3 separate regions of the Homo sapiens genome follow, and regions 1 and 2 are each linked to region 3. Evidence: chromatin loops called from intact Hi-C (ENCODE). Cell type or tissue: heart left ventricle. All regions are shown on one strand. Links, peaks and the distances in the headings refer to the core of each region. The heading gives the core; the rest is flanking DNA.

Region 1 (5,000 bases), core at 1-5,000, 190 kb before region 3:
AGAATATATATGTCATTGGGTTAACCCTGTTCAAGTCTTCTGTATTCTTACTGACTTTCTGTCTACTTGTTCTGTCAATTACTGAGAGAGGCGTGGTATTGACTATTTTTTAGGAGCATACACATTTAGGATTGTTATGTCTTCTGGATGAGCTCATCCTTCTAAGCTTTTAAAAAAATAATAATAATTCTTATGACCTTCCTTGCTTATAAATAATGGGTTTCGTTCACCCCTGAAGTTGTCCCCTTTCTCTGGGCAGAGGAGTTTCTTTGGGGTGGCATGCTATGGGAGAGAAATAGGTAGTAGGGCTCAGAGGGTCAGTGGTAGCATTGATGAGCAGAGGGGTCAAATTGATTCACTTTCTTTCTCCTCTGATATACAATATAAAAGAGTTTCTGCCAGAACTTGAAAGACTGCCACAAGACTTCTCAGCTTCAGGAGATCACAGCTGAGGCTAGTTAATGGTTTGTTGAGGCCACCTTAAACCTGTAGAGGGCACCCTCTAAAAGTTTGTTCAGGGCATTGCAAGCATCAATCCACCTGTCTCAGGTAGACTCCTAGATTTGGCTCCACTGAGAGAAGTATGTTCTGGTGTGGTTTTTAACTCCTTTGAAAAGGGCAAAAGGGATTTTGGAGCCACTGAGCGTGCATGCTGCTGGCTGTGGGAAAGACATTTTCTATCAAGGAGGCCCTCCTCCTGTGCTCACATCACACATTCCCAGACATGCATCCCAGTGTGGTCAGCTCCCAGCTGATTGATCACTGGCAGCCCTTGCTTAGTGGTGCTGCTTACCTAAACACCCTGGCCACTCCTAGGGTGCTTGTCCATTTCTCCTTCTTCAATATATGCAAATATATGCATGAAAACTTTTTTAAAAAGATAAAAAGGCTGGGCATGGTGGCTCATGCCTGTAAACCCAGCACTTTGGGAGACTGAGGCGGGCGGATCATCTGAGGTCAGGAGTTTGAGACCAGCCTGGCCAACATGGCGAAACCCTGTCAAAAATTAACCGGGTGTGGTGGTAGGGGCCTGTAATCCTAACTACCCAGGAGGCTGAGGCACAAGAATCACTTGAACCCGGGAGGCAGAGGTTGCAGTGAGCCAAGATCATGCCACTGGCACTCCAGCCTGGGTGACAGACAGAGACTCCATCTCAAAAAAAAAAAAAAAAGATATAAAAGTGAAGATTTATTTAGAGTGGGGGAAAAAAAACCCCACAATTTACGAACAAGGCAAAACCCTTTTGGAACGAAGCTGTTTAATTACCTGCCTTACTGTAAGATAGTGTTTCTAAACTCAGTCATTTGCAAACCAACTGTAGAATTTTTGCCATAACCTTTGGCCAGCTGTTCTATTATTTGTATAGTATTTTTAATATTCTTAAATAATGTAATTTTAATTATAATTTGTATAATATTTGTATAATTTTTTAAAGCCTAGCCTCTGTGGTACCATGACTGAGCAATGCTATCTATGAAATCACAGGTTTTATTTACTAGTTGTATATTGTTCTATACCTACAGATATTGAAATGAAAAATGTTCATCCATATATCACCTAAAACCACTTTTATGTGTATGACATTTTGGAAACTGTTAGTCTGTGCAAATTCACACCTGCAAATATGAACTTGACAGTAAACTTAAAGGAAAAAGCAAACTTTGCAGTGGCCTGAGAAGGACTACTTTGTGGCTACAGTTTGGAGGTGCCAGGGCACTTTAGGAAGGAAGGGGAAATAAGAGAGGCAGCAGAAAACCAGACTGGGGTACCTGTTTCTCAGGGAGGCAGATCCTTCCATTATCCTGTTTGGATGTCTTGAATTTCTAAACTAGCCGCATCCACAGTTAAAATACTCCAGGGGAAAATTATTAAATGAATGTTGTTCAGTTAAGCAGAGCGCATGTAAATTTTGTTTCATTACTAATCTAGAATACTTATATCACTGTTACCTTCAGTTGGTTTAAATATTCTTCAATTTACCATGTTTCTTACTCTAGCAGGGTTGGTTTTAATGTCATGTGTTTTATTTAGGAAGAACTTTTTGTTCTGAGAAGAAATTGTCTAAGGGAACGATTTCCAGATTGAGGAGACTTTAATAAAGGGACTGTTTCCAAAGGTGTGGGCAGGGTATAAGGAACCCATAAGGGACTAGGGCAGTACCTGGGCTAGTGCCCATGGGCGGAGCTGTTACTATCCTTCCCCCAGGGGTAAGAGGAGGGCATACTTACTGCAGCCCAGAGTGAGAGAGAGAGCTGCGTGGAGAGGGATCCTGACAGAGCTATGATGAGGGTTGTAGCCAGTTCCTGGGGAATTTGTAGGCAGGATAAATACCCTGACCTCACTGCTTTTCCACCTTCCACATCTCCCTTTGGCCAAACTCAGCCAGAGGGCAAAGGAGCCCATGGATGCAGTCCACGTGGGTCAGCTTTTTGGGGCACAGACCACTGTGGAGAGGGTGGGTCTGGAGAGGGTGAAGGCTCTGGTCATTTCCCACCCAATGCTCTTTACATAAGGTAGTGGGGCAGGGGGTGGAGAAACAGTGAACATGAAACATAGCTGCTGCTGCCCCCCTGCCGCCAGGAACAAGGTCTGTGATGTCATTGGTCATGGGTGACTTCTGCTTCCCCCCAGTCCATGTCCCTGTTATCCTCTGCTGCTGGTGCCTCTGCTGAATAGTGGAATGAACCAGACCTTTCCTGCTGTAGGATTGGAGAAATTGGTGTTTTGCTGTTACTGAGTTGTCACAGCTAGCCCTCAAGGACAAGGACCCTTGGCCTCGTGCTTCTCCTGCCCTCTGAGTCTCCGGCCAGTGCCTAGTATTGGTCAGAACACAGCTGGAAGCCAGAGAGGAAAAAGGCTTGTTGATGTAATCTGTGTGTAGGCCAGCCTCCTGGGGCACAGTGCGGGATGGCAGAGGGACAAACGAAAGCTCTCCAGCATAGTCCCTGTTCTAGAAGCCAGATCCATTTACTCCAGCTCACTTCCTGACTAGGTCATTTCAGGATCATGCCAAATATGAACAGTCTGTCCACTCTCTCGTTGGCCTTCTTAGAAAAATAATGAAAAGAACTGTGCTTACTAACTGAAATGCATTGATGTAGTAAAATGAACCAGAAACCTGAAAGAACATCCCTGCTTTTAAAGCTCATGCTTCGAGGTGTTTTCATGACTGCAATTAACTTTTTGAGGCTTTGTATTTCTGTAGACACAAACAGAAGTTCCTAACCTTTTTGTGCAGAAAAAGACAATGTTTGTACACATAAAAGGAACAGCTAATACCATTATTTGCCTATTTTGTGTTAAGTGCTTTATGTGCTGTGTTCACTCCTTTACTTCTCATAATGATTATGTGAAGAGGATAGTGATGCTACCTTATTTCACAGATAAGGATGCCAAAGCTTAGAGAGGTTAAAGTAACTTGTCCAAGATGAGGGCACTGTGAGAACTTGAGCATCTAGGTCCCTGTGATTCCTAAGCCCCAGCTTCAGACTCTGTTGTGCTGAATAGAGTTGTAAGGAGTCCACGTGCAAGATTCATTTATCAGTTGTCTGTTGAGAGCCTGCTGTGTGCTGGACAGTGTGCTGGGGGCTGATGGCAGGGAGAAATATGGCCTGTGCCTTCCCCCTGTGGAGTTCTCAGTCTAGTGGGCAAGGTAAACAAATAAACAGTCATTCCCCCACATGTGTGAGATAGACTGTGATGTGTACTATGAAGGACAGGGCAAGGATACCGTGATTGATGACACTTGTCTGGTGTGCATTTGAGGGCCTTGGAGAAGGCTTCTCTACTGAAGGTTCTGTTCAGTAGACACCCGAAAGCAATTCACTTAAGAGGTTGGGGGATGAGTCCTGAGGTGGGAAAATCTGGAGCTCCAGCCGAGGCACCTCGCCCAGGAAGGTCTGTTTTTGTGTGAGTTACTTTCCGTTTGTCATCATCTCAGTCCTGCTTTATAACCCAGCTGCCCTACAGTAATGCCCTCAGTAAAGGGGAGAGGAAGGGCACAACTTCACTGTGTCTGTTCACTTTGTTGGATGACATTTTGTGATTAAGAAATTTTTACTACTTGTAGAAGAAACAATTACAGAACAAAGTTGTGTTTACTCTGGGATCTTTATTTCTCTTTGATTCAGTCTACTTAAATCAGTCCCGTTCACCACATGTTTATTGAGTATGCATTATGTGCAGGATTATTGCAGGAATTAAAGACGTGAGCCTCAGACTCTCCCCTCAAGGAGTTGATTGTCTGATGAATGACTATCAAACTTACTGTCATACAAATAGCGTGTTTGTCCCAGGAGGGGTTCTGCGGTTTCCTCAGATGTGTTGACTGTTTCTGACTCTGAGTGTGCATTTGCTTTAATGTATGGTTATGACTAGAACAAGTCGTTCAGTGATTGTGATCATTCTCTTTGGCGTTTCTTTTTGTGAAATCTACCATGTAGATTCTCAGGGACGTTAAAAAAATCAAATGGAAATGAAATAATGGTTCTACACGTGTGCGGCAAACTGAGTAACTGGAAGCAGTCACCACATCCGAGCATTGCCAAGAGGTGCCACAGCGACAGTCCTCAGCCCTTCCTGGGCACGGGAGGGAAAGCCATTGGAATGTGGGAAGGCAGGCATCATCTGCCCTCGCCAGCTCCTGGTTGAATGTCTGCCGCCCACAGGTTGCTTTGCTTTAACTCCATGTGAATTGTTGCATCTCAGTTCACCATCTATCTGAGCTCCAAGCGTCATTTCACCAGATCTGACAGAAATGGCTGACTTAATAACCGTTGTTAATTGGTGTTGCTGGAAAGCTCAACACAGGTGTTTTATTATTAGGGGTTTTTTTTCTTTTTTCTCTCTCGTAAAGATGTAAGGGCATGCAGAGCAGGTAGCTGTTGAGTGACATTAAAATTCTTTCCCAAACTTAGTATGTTGCTTAAATGTTTTAGGGAAAACTAGGACCCACAAGATACCTGAGTAAATTTGTAATGCAAGAAGAACAGAAATTTAG
Region 2 (5,466 bases), core at 467-5,466, 480 kb before region 3:
CCAGCCACCCTGGGCGGGATACTGGGTGCCCTTCCTGACTCCACTTTACCTCCTCTTTTTTGTTTTTTTGTTTGTTTTTGAGATGGAGTTTTGCTCTTGTTGCCCAGGCTGGAGTGCAGTGGCACAATCTCAGCTCACTGCAACCTCTGCCTCCCAGGTTCAAGCGATTCTCCTGCCTCAGCTTCCTGAGTAGCTGGGATTACAGGCATGCACCACCATGCCCAGCTAATTTTGTATTTTTAGCAGAAACGGGGTTTCTCTATGTTGGTCAGGCTGGTCTCGAACTCCTGACCTCAGGTGATCCACCCACCTCAGCCTCCCAAAGTGCTGGGATTAGAGGCATGAGCCACTGAGCCCAGCTGTTTGTTTTTTTGAGACGGAGTCTTGCTCTTTGCCCGGGCTGGAGTACAGCGGCGTGATCTCGGCTCACTGCAACCTCCGTCTCCTGGGTTCAAGGGATTCTCCTGCCTCAGCCTCCCAAGTTGGGGGGGGGACTATAGGCATCTGCCACCACACCCAGCTAGTTTTTATTTTTATTATTATTATTTTTTTGAGACGGAGTCTTGCTTTGTTGCCCAGATTGGAGTGCAGTGGCGCGATCTCGGCTCACTGTAACCTCCACCTCCCAGGTTCAACGGATTCTCCTGCCTCAGCCTCCCAGGTATCTGGGATTACAGGTGCCCACCACCACGCCTGGCTAATTTTTATATTTTCAGTAGAGACGGGGTTTCGCCATGTTGGCCAGGCTGGTCTCGAACTCCTGACCTCAGGTGATCTGCCTGCCTTGGCCTCCCAAAGTGCTGGGATTACAGGTGTGAGCCACCGCGTGGCCCACTTTCCCTACTCTTACCTTGTTCTCCTGACATGTGTCTGAGGGGTCTGTGATCCTTTAATCTCCTCTGCCTCTTAAATCACCTGGTGTTTTGTTTCGGTGCTTGTGGCTAAGGTCCCTGGCCAGGACGCTTTCAGAGCCCTGGTATGTGGAGCTGTAAGATGGCCATATTATATTAATTGATCCCACGCTCAGCATCACTGAAGGGACCCTTGAAATAAGGCATGTCCAGCCTCAGTGCTAGGGCTTAGCAATTGCAGGGGTGGGGGGCGATGTCTGAGTGTGGGTTTTATTTTATGGAAAAACACTAGAAATATCTATCAGAAAACATTAACAGTTATGCTGGACGTGGTGGCTCACACCTGTAATCCTAGCACTTTGGAAGGCTGAGGAGTGAGGATGGCTTGAGCCCAGGGATTCGAGACTAGCCTGGAAAACATAGTAAAACTCCGCCTCTACCAAAAATATGAAAAATTAGCTGGACGTGGTGGTGCACAGCTGCAGTTCCCCCTACTCCAGAGGCTGAGGTGGGATGATGGTTTGAGCCCAGGAGGTGGAGGTTGCGGTGAACCGAGATCGTGCCACTGCACTCCAGCCAGGGCAACAGAGCGAGACTCCGTCTCAAAAAAAAAAAAAAAAAGTATTAACAGTTATTAGCTCTGGATGAAGAATTGTGGGTGAGTTTAATAGAAAAATTATTATGATTTTGCTTTTCTGTATTTTCGAACTTTCCTACAAGTTGTGACAGGTGGTTTAAACGGAAAAATAAATAAGTAATGTTTTTCTTCCTGGGGCCTTTCCCTTAACTCTTCTGGCTGGGATGTGCCGGGATGGACCAGGCCCCTGGGGAGACAGGGAGGCGGGCTCAGGTCTGCCGGGAGATGCTGCTGGCTGCTCCCCAAGCTCCCATAAATGCCTCGTAACTGTAAGGCATGAGCTGGGCAGGAAATGCCGACGCAGCAATTCTGCTTATTTAGGGGAGTGGGTGGGGGCAGGGGACAGGCCATGCTGCCGCAGAGGGCCAGGGGAGGCGTTTCCCCTGACAGCAGAGCGGTTCAGAGGAAGCTGGGCTCCCCAGGGTTCCTTGCTCAGCCTGACCTGGCTGTGGGCGCCAAAGGAGGCAGGCAGCTGGAGGCATGGAGGTGGGGGGGCAGCTGCAGCCGCCCGCCGGGGAGTGGATGCCCAATGCCTGCCCAGGGCTGCCTGGCCTGGGGGTGAAACACTGGGCTCTGGAGTCAGGCAGCCCTGGGTTCAACTCTCCTCTCTGCTTCTTAGAAACTGTGACCCCAGGCAAGTGACTTTGCCTCTCCCAGCCTTCACTTACCCTCTGTAAAATGGGCATGACCATCCTTTCCTCCTGAGGCAGCGAGTCTCAATCTAGGACGATTTTGCCCCCAATTTGGCAATTACTGGAGGCACTTTGAGTTGCAACAACTGGGGACGGTGCACATTGAAGTGCCACATGGAAGCCAGTGATGGTGCTGCACATCCCACGTGCACAGGGCAGCCCCCACGCCCTACCATGGAGAATTACCCAGCCCCCCAGGTCAATGGTGCTGAGGCTGAAAACCTTGCCCTAGGGTGCAGGTGAGGGTTGATGCAGTAATGTAAGCGCAGCGCCTGGGGATGCGGTGATGATGATCCAAGGCGCACAATGGGAGCCTTTTCCTCCTCACCTCCCAGAACCAGGTGTCAAAATATGAGCTCTGGGGACAAGGGTGTGCCATTTGAAAAGAGGATGGCCTAGGACTTTTGGCTCTGCTGACCTCGTTTTCTCCTCCTGCTGCCTGGAAGATGTCAGAGTTTTTCCAAATGGCCACTGGCAACATTCCCTCCACCCTCCGGGGAGGTCAGGGCCTGAGTGTGTCCCCGGGGACTGGGGCTGCCATTCTGATTTACAAAGAGCTCCACCTCCCCAGCCCTGAATGCACAGGCCGGTGCCAGAAAAGCTGACGCAGTGTGGGCCCAGCTGACGGAGGTCAAGGAGGACAGAGTGACTGCCCACAGAGGCCCCCCACCTCCCAGACCCCTCGAGGGTGTTCGGGGACACACCCAGGGTGACATAAAGAGGCATGCCCTCTGCACCACCGTGTGGGCCTCTTCACAGCCCCCAGCCGCCCACCTTCTGCACCAGGGGCTTCTACTGCAGCCCCCATGCCAGCCTGGCACTGGTGCCTGACAGAGGGTGGCCCACTTGCCTCCAGACAAGAACAGTGCTGGGATGTCATTGACGCTCCAGGGCCCCCAGCCTCGTGGATCCGGCCAGGGCTGGCCACTGGGGCTGGGCCCTGCTGTCCCTGTCTCAAGTTCTGCCTCTAGTTCTGCTTCTAGGTGACATTTTATCATCTTGATGACTAGGAGGAAATGCCTGCTGTTTACCGACTGCGGCCAGCGCTGCTGTTTCTCTGGGGTGAGTTCTGCTCAGCTGCCCTGTGCTCACTAGAAGGCAGGGGCAGTCCTGTTCTGGACAGAGGTGGACTCCTCGGCCTGAGTCATGGACATTCCTCTTCCTGGTGACTTGAGGGTCACCATGGGGGGCTGCGGCCAAGGAAGGGTGGGTTTCAGTCTCTCTCTGGCCTTAGAGGGCTCAGGGGGCCCGGATGCCAATCAGGCAGGGCCAAGAACTTGGAAAGTGTGCATGGAACAGAAAACCCAAATTCTAGTGTTTTAATCACATCACCGTTTATTTTTTTTCTCACACAGTAAGACAGGCAGGTGGTGCGGTGGCTCATGCCTGTAATCTCAGCACTTCGGGAGGCCAAGGCCGGAGGCTCACTTGAGCCTAGGAGTTTGAGACCAGCCTGGGCAACATAGTGAGACCTCAACTCTATAAAAATAAGTAGATAAATAAAAGCAGTGCAGAGGTTGCAGCCAAGGCAGGTGTCCCAGGCTCTGCAACTTCCACCCCCGGCTCCACCCTTCACTATCCTGAGGGTGACACTGTTATGCTCAGTGTCTCAAGAAGGCTCCTTCCCCATCCTGCTGACTGAAGAGCAGAGGGAGGGATGAGAGAGAAAAACCAGAGCCACAAACTTGGACAACTGAGGCTTTGTGGGGCGTGGAGGAAGGGATGACTTTTAAGAACTTTCTGGAAGCCCACCCATCAGTCCTGCTTACATCTCACTGCCCAGAGCTGTGTCCCCTGGCCACTCCTATCCACAAGAAGCCCCAGAGAGGTGTTTTATTTTATCTGGGCACTTTGGGTCCCAGGCAGTGGGGTTCTGTGCGTAAGGAAGAATGTGAGGGTAGAGATGGGCCAGCTGCAGGAGGATGCAGGGCCTGTCGGAAGGCACTTCCGGGTCAGCAGGGTGCTGGGGGTGGGAGCAGAGAGAGGAGGCCAGGAGGGGCTGGTGTGTGGGCTCGGGACACTGTGAGTCCTATGCAGTGTCCCGTTGTGCCTCCCCCTCCTTTTCTGTGTTGTAATCTCCTGCTGTCCCCAAGGCCAAGTTTGTTCCACTTGGTCTTAGCTTAGCTTTGGGGACTCAAGGGAAGGACCCAGGTCTAAACCTCGCAGCTGGGAAAGAACAGGTGTGGTGGCAGAAGCCAGTGCTGGGAGCACCTGCAGGTGGAGCAGTGGCAGCAGTTAGCAACCAGGACCGGACCCCCGGCACTGCTCTGAAATAAACATAGGTGGACAGGAGGCTGGACCGAGGGGGAAGTGTGGCCCCAGGGCTGGAGACACCAAGCGGAGATGGGAGAACTGCTGGATCCTCTGAATCAGAGGCCCCAGGGGATGAGCCCCGAATCTAGGAGCTTCCTCACCACTCCCAAGCTGCCCCTGTCCCCTCCAGCACCCCTTCCTAATCTTGAGAAGGTAGGGAGGACAGGGCCGGCACGTCTGGGGTCTCTGCACTGCCCGCCTCTGCCCACCTGGCCATCTGAAACTCTGGAAGGAGGCGGTGGCCGAATTGTGGGTTCAGCTTCATCTGATATTGGACTTGAGGCTCCGGCTGCAACAGGTCTGAGATGACACATCCATCGGAGGTGGCCACCGAGACACAGTATAAATCAGAGCATTGGATTCAACCTCTGCTAGGATTCTCCCTGAGTCATTTCCCTTGGACTTCTGTAGAAAAGGGCCAATACACTCCGGATTTCTTTTTTGGGAAAGGAGGGAGGCAGCCTTTCAGTGTGGGGAGGCTCCTAACAGGTGGGGCACCTGCAGCCTGGCCGCGGGGTGGAAAACTCTGCCAGCCAAGCCTGCGGGGAGGGGGCACTGCCTGCTGGAATCCACAGAAAGGCCCAGGGAAATGGTGGCCCCAGTAGGGAAACCGTTTCTTTAAGGCTGTGTTGTGGATTCCTCTGTAAGCCCCACACCTGCCCACCGTCCCCAACACAGAAAGAAAACAGGCCGTGGAGGCAGCAGTGAGCAAACTCTTTACTCCTCGGATTCTCCACCATCGGCCCCCGCGGTGACCAGTGCTCCCGCCCCGTCCCCCTTGCAGGGGACAGTGAATACAAACAAAAATAGTTCTCTACAGAACGAAGTTTCCAGGCCCCCCACCCCTTCCTTCTCTCCTCCTCCCCCAGACGGTGAGTTCCGTGGTCACCGGGCCTCCGGTGAGGCCTGGGGTCTGGTGGGTTGCAGGAAAAATAAAGAATAGAAAACAGGACCAAGTCAGCGACTGGAATTG
Region 3 (5,801 bases), core at 404-5,403:
AAGTAGTGTTTCTTGCCGTACTACTTGATTCCCCAGCAGAATAGATGCTATTTAAAATGCTTTCAGATATGCTAGCATCAAAATTTACCCTATTTCCAATACACCTTGAAAACCGCATAAAATGTGGAGTTTATTAAAATAGAGTGGATTTATCTCTACATTCAAAAGAAAAGGCTGGAAGCAGAGACCAGGAGATGGTGATGAAAAAGCGTGCATTTATACTTGATGCTCTTTTTCCTTTTCGTCACGGGAACAGCTCTTTTCTCTCTCACTTGTTAATAACAAACTCATTCCTCCCAGACCCGGGTGACCCATTCCCAGAATGCCATGTGGTCTCCTAGTTGCCGTCTTCTTTGAGAAATGCCACAGATCTTGTCTAGGGAAGGACCAGATAGATAATGGTAAAGGGTAGTCTCATGGAAAACTCCAGAGGGAAAAGCTAGAATGCTGATCCAGAAAGGAAACTGAGCGGGAAGGACAGGCACAAGTGAGGCCACAGAAACAGAGCTAAGCAGGGTAGGACAGAGACTTAACAAAAAACCTGGGAATGCCAAAACTGGGATTGGAATGGTGAGTGCCTAAAACTTGAGAAAGATAATCTCTCAGATAGAAGAAGAGAAGGAGGAGGAGGAGAGAGGAGGAAAGGGTAGGTGGAGAAGGAGGAAGAGGAGGGAAAAAAGGAGGAGGAGGACAAGGAGGAGGAGGAAGTCTGGACCCAGTAGGGTAAAGGTAAATTGAACTTACCAGCCAAAAATACAAATAGGTTCAAGAAAGTTTTCATAAAATATTTAGAACTAGGAAGGGCCTCAGGAATTATCTAGTCTGGTGGCGTTAAACATTATTTTTGGTTAATTTTAGCATCAGAGCCAGGCATGGTGGCTGAGGCCTGTGGTCCCAGCTACTTGGGAAGCTGAGGTGGGAGGAATGCTTAGGCCCGGGAGGTCGAAGCTATAGTGAGGTGTGATTGCACCACTGCACTCCAGCCCAGGCAACAGAGTGAGTCCCTGTCTCAAAAAAAATAATTAATTAATTAAAAATAAAAATAAAAGGTTACCATCAGGACTATTTTCTTCAAAAGAAAATTGCAGACTGGGCAGTGGCTCATGCCTGTGATCCCAACACTTTGGGAAGCCGAGGCAGGCAGATTACTTGGGGTCAGGACTTCGAGACCAGCCTGGCCAACATAGTGAAACCCCGTCTCAACTAAAAATGCAAAAGAAATTTTTTTTTTTTGAGACGGAGTTTCACTTTTGTTGCCCAGGCTGGAGTGCAAAGGCACGATTTCGGCTCACTGCAACCTCTGCCTACCAGGTTGAAGCGATTCTCCCGTCTCAGCCTCCTGAGTAGCTGGGATTACAGATGTGTACCACCACACCTGGCTAATTTTTGTATTTTTAGTAGAGATGGGGTTTCATCATATTGGTCAGGCTGGTCTCAAACTCCTGACCTCAGGTGATCCGCCCAGCTCGGCCACCCAAAGTGCTGGCATTACAGGTATGAGCCACCGCACCTGGTGGCAAAGCACTGATTTCTACCCCTCACACTACAGAGGAAGCAGCAGTGGCTGAGGGGGTGGAATGGAGCCCCAGGCCGGCCAACTCCATGCTCACTTCTCCCGGGGAGATGACAGCCACATATCTGCATGGTGCCTCGGGCCTTACCAATGCCCACTGACTGTTGTCCAGCAACTCTGACCAGGTGCTCTGGCCAGACGGTGTGGGGTGGAGTCGGGGAGCCCCAGCCTGGCTCCTACAGCTGGGGCAGGCTGGCTTGCCCCTCTGCCCTCTGTCTGCCCATCTGTCTGGTGGGGATAATCACAGTACCCTCTGGGGTGGGCTGTGATCTGAAGACAGAAGAGAAAGACACACCCAGGGAGGGCAGGACAGCTGGGGACATGCTCAGGGTGGAGATGGCACCGACGCTGAAGCTCTCCCATCCCACCTGCCTTCACATCTTCAGAGGGTGGCTGTGAGAATTAAATGAGTGAAGGCTTTGGAAGCACCAGCCCCGCGTCTGGCATGAAGTAAGCACTCAATAGACCATAGTTATTATTATTATCATCATCATCATTATTATTATTTTATTATTTCGAGACAGGGTCTTTTCTGTCGCCCAGGCTGGAGTGCAGTGGCGTGATCACGGCTCACCGCAGCCTCGACCTCCCAGGCTCAAGGGATCCTCCAACTTCTGCCTGTTGAGTAGCTGGGATTACAGGCCCGAGCCACCACATCTGGCTGATTTTTGTATTGTTTGAGGAGATGGGGTCTGGTCATGTTGCCCAGGCTGGTCTGAAACGCCTGGCTTCAAGTGATCCTCCTACCTCGGTCTCCCAAAGTTCTGGGATTACAGACGTGGACCAGGATGCCTGGCCATCATCATTATTTTATTTTTTATTTTTATTTTAGTTTTTAGCTCTGCAATGTTCCCAGCAATGGCCGTCATCATAGTTCTAACACTGTTATCGGTACTGAGCCTCGGGATAGGACCCCAGGGGGGTGGGCCATTATCATTACGGTGTTGCCATTTTACAGGTGCAGAAACTGAGGCACAGAGAGGCCAAATCATTTTCCCAACGTCCCAGAGCTTGTGAGTGACAGAAGCCAAGTGGTTTCTGGATTTCCTTCCCCGGGCTCAGTCCACCACAGCAGGGTGTGAGGCGAGGGGAACGTGGGCTCCCCACGACCCACCCAGTTCCCAGCGAGGTCCGCCGCTGGCTCTCAGGTCCTCCCGGGTGGCTCCTGGGAGGCGCCGGGCGGGGCTGTCTTCTGTGGGACTGTGCCGCCCTCTGGTGGCCGCATGGCAGAACTCCGCCGGCAGCCAGGCCCGCCAGAGGGCCGCGCGCCCTTGGCCGCCACTGTTCCATCCTAGCCCCTCCTCACCCCGGCGCTGCGGACACCCCACGTCGTCCACACGATGGCCCCGCCCCGCCTGGAACAGATGGCAGCCACTGCCGGGGCAGCCTACAGGCCTAGCCAGGCGCCGGGGCCAGGGCGAAACCAGTGCCGCCCTCCCAGTGGCTGGGTCAAGGCGCAACGTGGAATCCCCACGTAGATGCCTTGGCCCAAGTGTGCAAGCGTGTGTGCGTGTGTGTGAGTGCGTGTGTGTGCTCCTGTGTCAGGATCATGTGAAGGCAGCATAAATAGGTGAGAAGGAAAACAGCAAGGCAGGATTCCAGTGCAAACTGTGTACCCTGTCACCTACAAATTCAATGCCACACTGAGTGGGGATTTAGGGAAATGTTGGGACTCTTTCCTGGTGTGTGTTTTGCAGCTACCAACATCATCATTGCAAGTTTTTAAAGCCAAGGAAACACACAGGAGTGTAAATTGGTACAACGACTCAGGAAATGTTTGGCTGCTGAAGTGAAATATACATGTGCCCTGAGACCCAGCAGCTCCATGCCTGGGTGTGCACACGGAAATCTGGACATACACACACACACACACACACACACACACACACTTAAAAAAGACAGGCACAGGGATGTTTATGGTTGCTGTATTAGTAATGACCCAAACCTGGAAGCAACCCAAATGCTCATCAATAGCAGAATGGGCCAGGCATAGTGGCCCATGCATGTAATCCCAGCCCTTTGGAAGGCCTAGGTGGGAGGATCACTTGAGCCCAGGAGGTGGAGGCTGTACTGAACCTAAATCACACCACTGCATTCCAGCCTGGATGACAGAGAAAGACCCTGTCTCAAAAAAAAAAAAAAAAAAAGAGTAGATTGGATGAACAAATTGTGGTAGTCATATATAGTTCATATAATGAAATATTATACTGCAGTGAAAAAGAACTACATGTTGGCCAGGCACAGCGGCTCATTCCTGTAATCCCAGCACTTTGGGAGACCAAGGTAGGAGAATCAGTTGAAGCCAGGAGTTTGAGACCTGCCTGCAACCTAGTGACAGCCTGTCTCTATAAAAAAATAAAATAAAAACATTTCAATTAGCCAGGTGTGGTGGCATGCACATGTGGTCCCAGCTAGTCAGGAGGCTGGTGGGAGGATTGCTGGAGCCCAGGAGATCAAGGCTGCAGTGAGCTATGATTGCACCACTGCACTCCAACCTGGGCAACAGAACGAGACCCTGTCTCAAAAAAAAAAAAAAAGAACTACGGTAATAGCATAAGCAGATGTCAGACATAGTATGGAGCAAAAGATGCTAGACCCAAACTTCCCACTTACATGAAGTTCAAAACCAGGTCTAAGGGCCAGATGTGGTGGCTCACATCTGTAAGCCCAGCATTTTGGGAGGCCAAAGCGGGCAGATTACCTGAGGTTGGGAGTTTGAGACCATCCTGGCTAACACGGTGAAACCCCGTCTCTACTAAAAATGCAAAAAATTAGCTGGGCTTGGTGGCGGGTGCCTGTAGTCCTGGCTACTCGGGAGCCTGAGGCAGGAGAATGGTGTGAACCCAGGAGGCAGAGCTTGCAGTGAGCCAAGATTATGCCACTGCACTCCAGCCTGAGCGACAGAGCAAGACTCCATCAAAAAAAAACAAACAAAAAAAAAACAAACAAAAAAAACAAATTAGCTGGGCATGGTGGTGGGCCCGGGAATCCTAGCTACTCGGGAGACTGCAGCAGGAGAATCACTTGAACCCGGGAGGCGGAGGTTGCAGTGAGTTGGGATCACATCACTGCACTCCAGCTGGGGCAGCAGAGTGAGACTCCATCTCGAAAAAAAAAAAAAAAAAAAAAAAAAGGCCTAAGGTATCTATGGCGATACACATCAGAATAATGGTTACCTCCAGCAGGGTGAGGCCTTCTGACTGGAAGCAGTATAAGGGTGCCTTGGTGGGTGGGGGAGGGGGATACTGGGAAGGTTCTAGATTTTATTCTGGATGGTGTTTATCTAGGGGTAAAATCTCACCAAGCTGTACATGTAAGACTATCCTGCTTTATTGTTTGTCTGCTAACCTTAAAAATGGCCAGGCATGGTAGCCCGTGCCTGTAATGCCAGCACTTTGGGAGGCCAAGGTGGGAGGATCATTTTAGATCAGGAGTTTGAGACCAGTCTGGACAACATAGTGAGACTCCGTTTCTACAACATTAAAACAAACAAACAAAAAATTAGCCAGGCGTGGTGGCATGCACCTGTAGTCCCAGGTATTTGAGAGGTTGAAGCAGGAGGATCACTTGAGCCCAGGACCTTGAGGCTGCCGTGAGCTATGATTGTGCCACTTCACTCAAGCCTGGGTGAAAGAATAAGATCCCATCTCTCAAAAAAAAAAAAAAAAAAATCAGGCCAGGCACAGTGGCTCATGCCTGTTACCCCAGCACTTTGGAAGGCCGAGGCAGGTGGATCATGAGGTCAGGAGCTCAAGACCAGCCTGGCCAACATGGTGAAATCCCGTCTCTACTAAAAATAGAAAAATTAGTCGGGCACAGTGGCATGCGCCTGTAATCCCAGCTACTTGGGAGGCTGAGGCTGGAGAATCGCCTGAACCCAGGAGGCAGAGGTTGCAGTGAGCCAAGCTCACACCATTGCACTCCAGCCTAGGCAACAGAGCAAGACTCTGTCTCGAAAAAAAATAAAAAATCAAAGAAAAACTTTAAGAACAACCTAGAAATAAAAACCCAGAGACAACGAAGGAAGGGGAGGGGTGCCGGGCTCATTGCTGGCAGCAGCTCTGAGCAGAGGGGACTTAGGGCTGTGATCAGGTGGACTTAGGATTGCTGTAGGGTCTCACTGAGATAATGCTGGTGAAGTACAGGTACAGAGAAGTCCCAGGCATACTGGCTTCTGCTCATTGTTTTCAAAACCCCAGAGGGTCCTCCTAGACCTCTTCCTTTTATG

The links. A loop is a pair of places that touch in the nucleus more often than their neighbours do. Peaks named below come from ENCODE experiments on the same cell type or tissue, not always from the same donor. Only the 100,000 strongest peaks of a DNase experiment are listed, where the experiment ranks them.
Region 1: a loop joins it to region 3, with 2.7 times the contacts of the local background. A loop is called at or near these places in 8 of 110 quality-filtered maps.
Region 2: a loop joins it to region 3, with 5 times the contacts of the local background. A loop is called at or near these places in 103 of 110 quality-filtered maps.

The regions. Positions count from the first base shown.
Region 1 is chr9:131,949,991-131,954,990 of GRCh38, reverse strand. The region is part of intron 3 of MED27 (mediator complex subunit 27); the gene reads left to right. Among named protein-coding and RNA genes, the nearest start is that of MED27, 130 kb to the left of the region's middle. In heart left ventricle, for the core only: no CTCF peak of the experiment used is centred there; a DNase peak (open chromatin) is centred at 2,862; H3K27ac peaks cover 779 bases.
Region 2 is chr9:132,242,558-132,248,023 of GRCh38, reverse strand. NTNG2 (netrin G2) reads right to left here. Exons shown (of 8, transcript NM_032536.4): 8 at 3,498-5,466. Among named protein-coding and RNA genes, the nearest start is that of NTNG2, 83 kb to the right of the region's middle. RefSeq lists enhancers at 1,993-2,498, 2,499-3,004. In heart left ventricle, for the core only: no CTCF peak of the experiment used is centred there; a DNase peak (open chromatin) is centred at 2,738; H3K4me3 peaks cover 578 bases; H3K27ac peaks cover 185 bases.
Region 3 is chr9:131,759,620-131,765,420 of GRCh38, reverse strand. No RefSeq gene overlaps it. Among named protein-coding and RNA genes, the nearest start is that of RAPGEF1, 22 kb to the right of the region's middle. In heart left ventricle, for the core only: a CTCF peak has its summit at 2,806 (motif pointing left); a DNase peak (open chromatin) is centred at 2,770.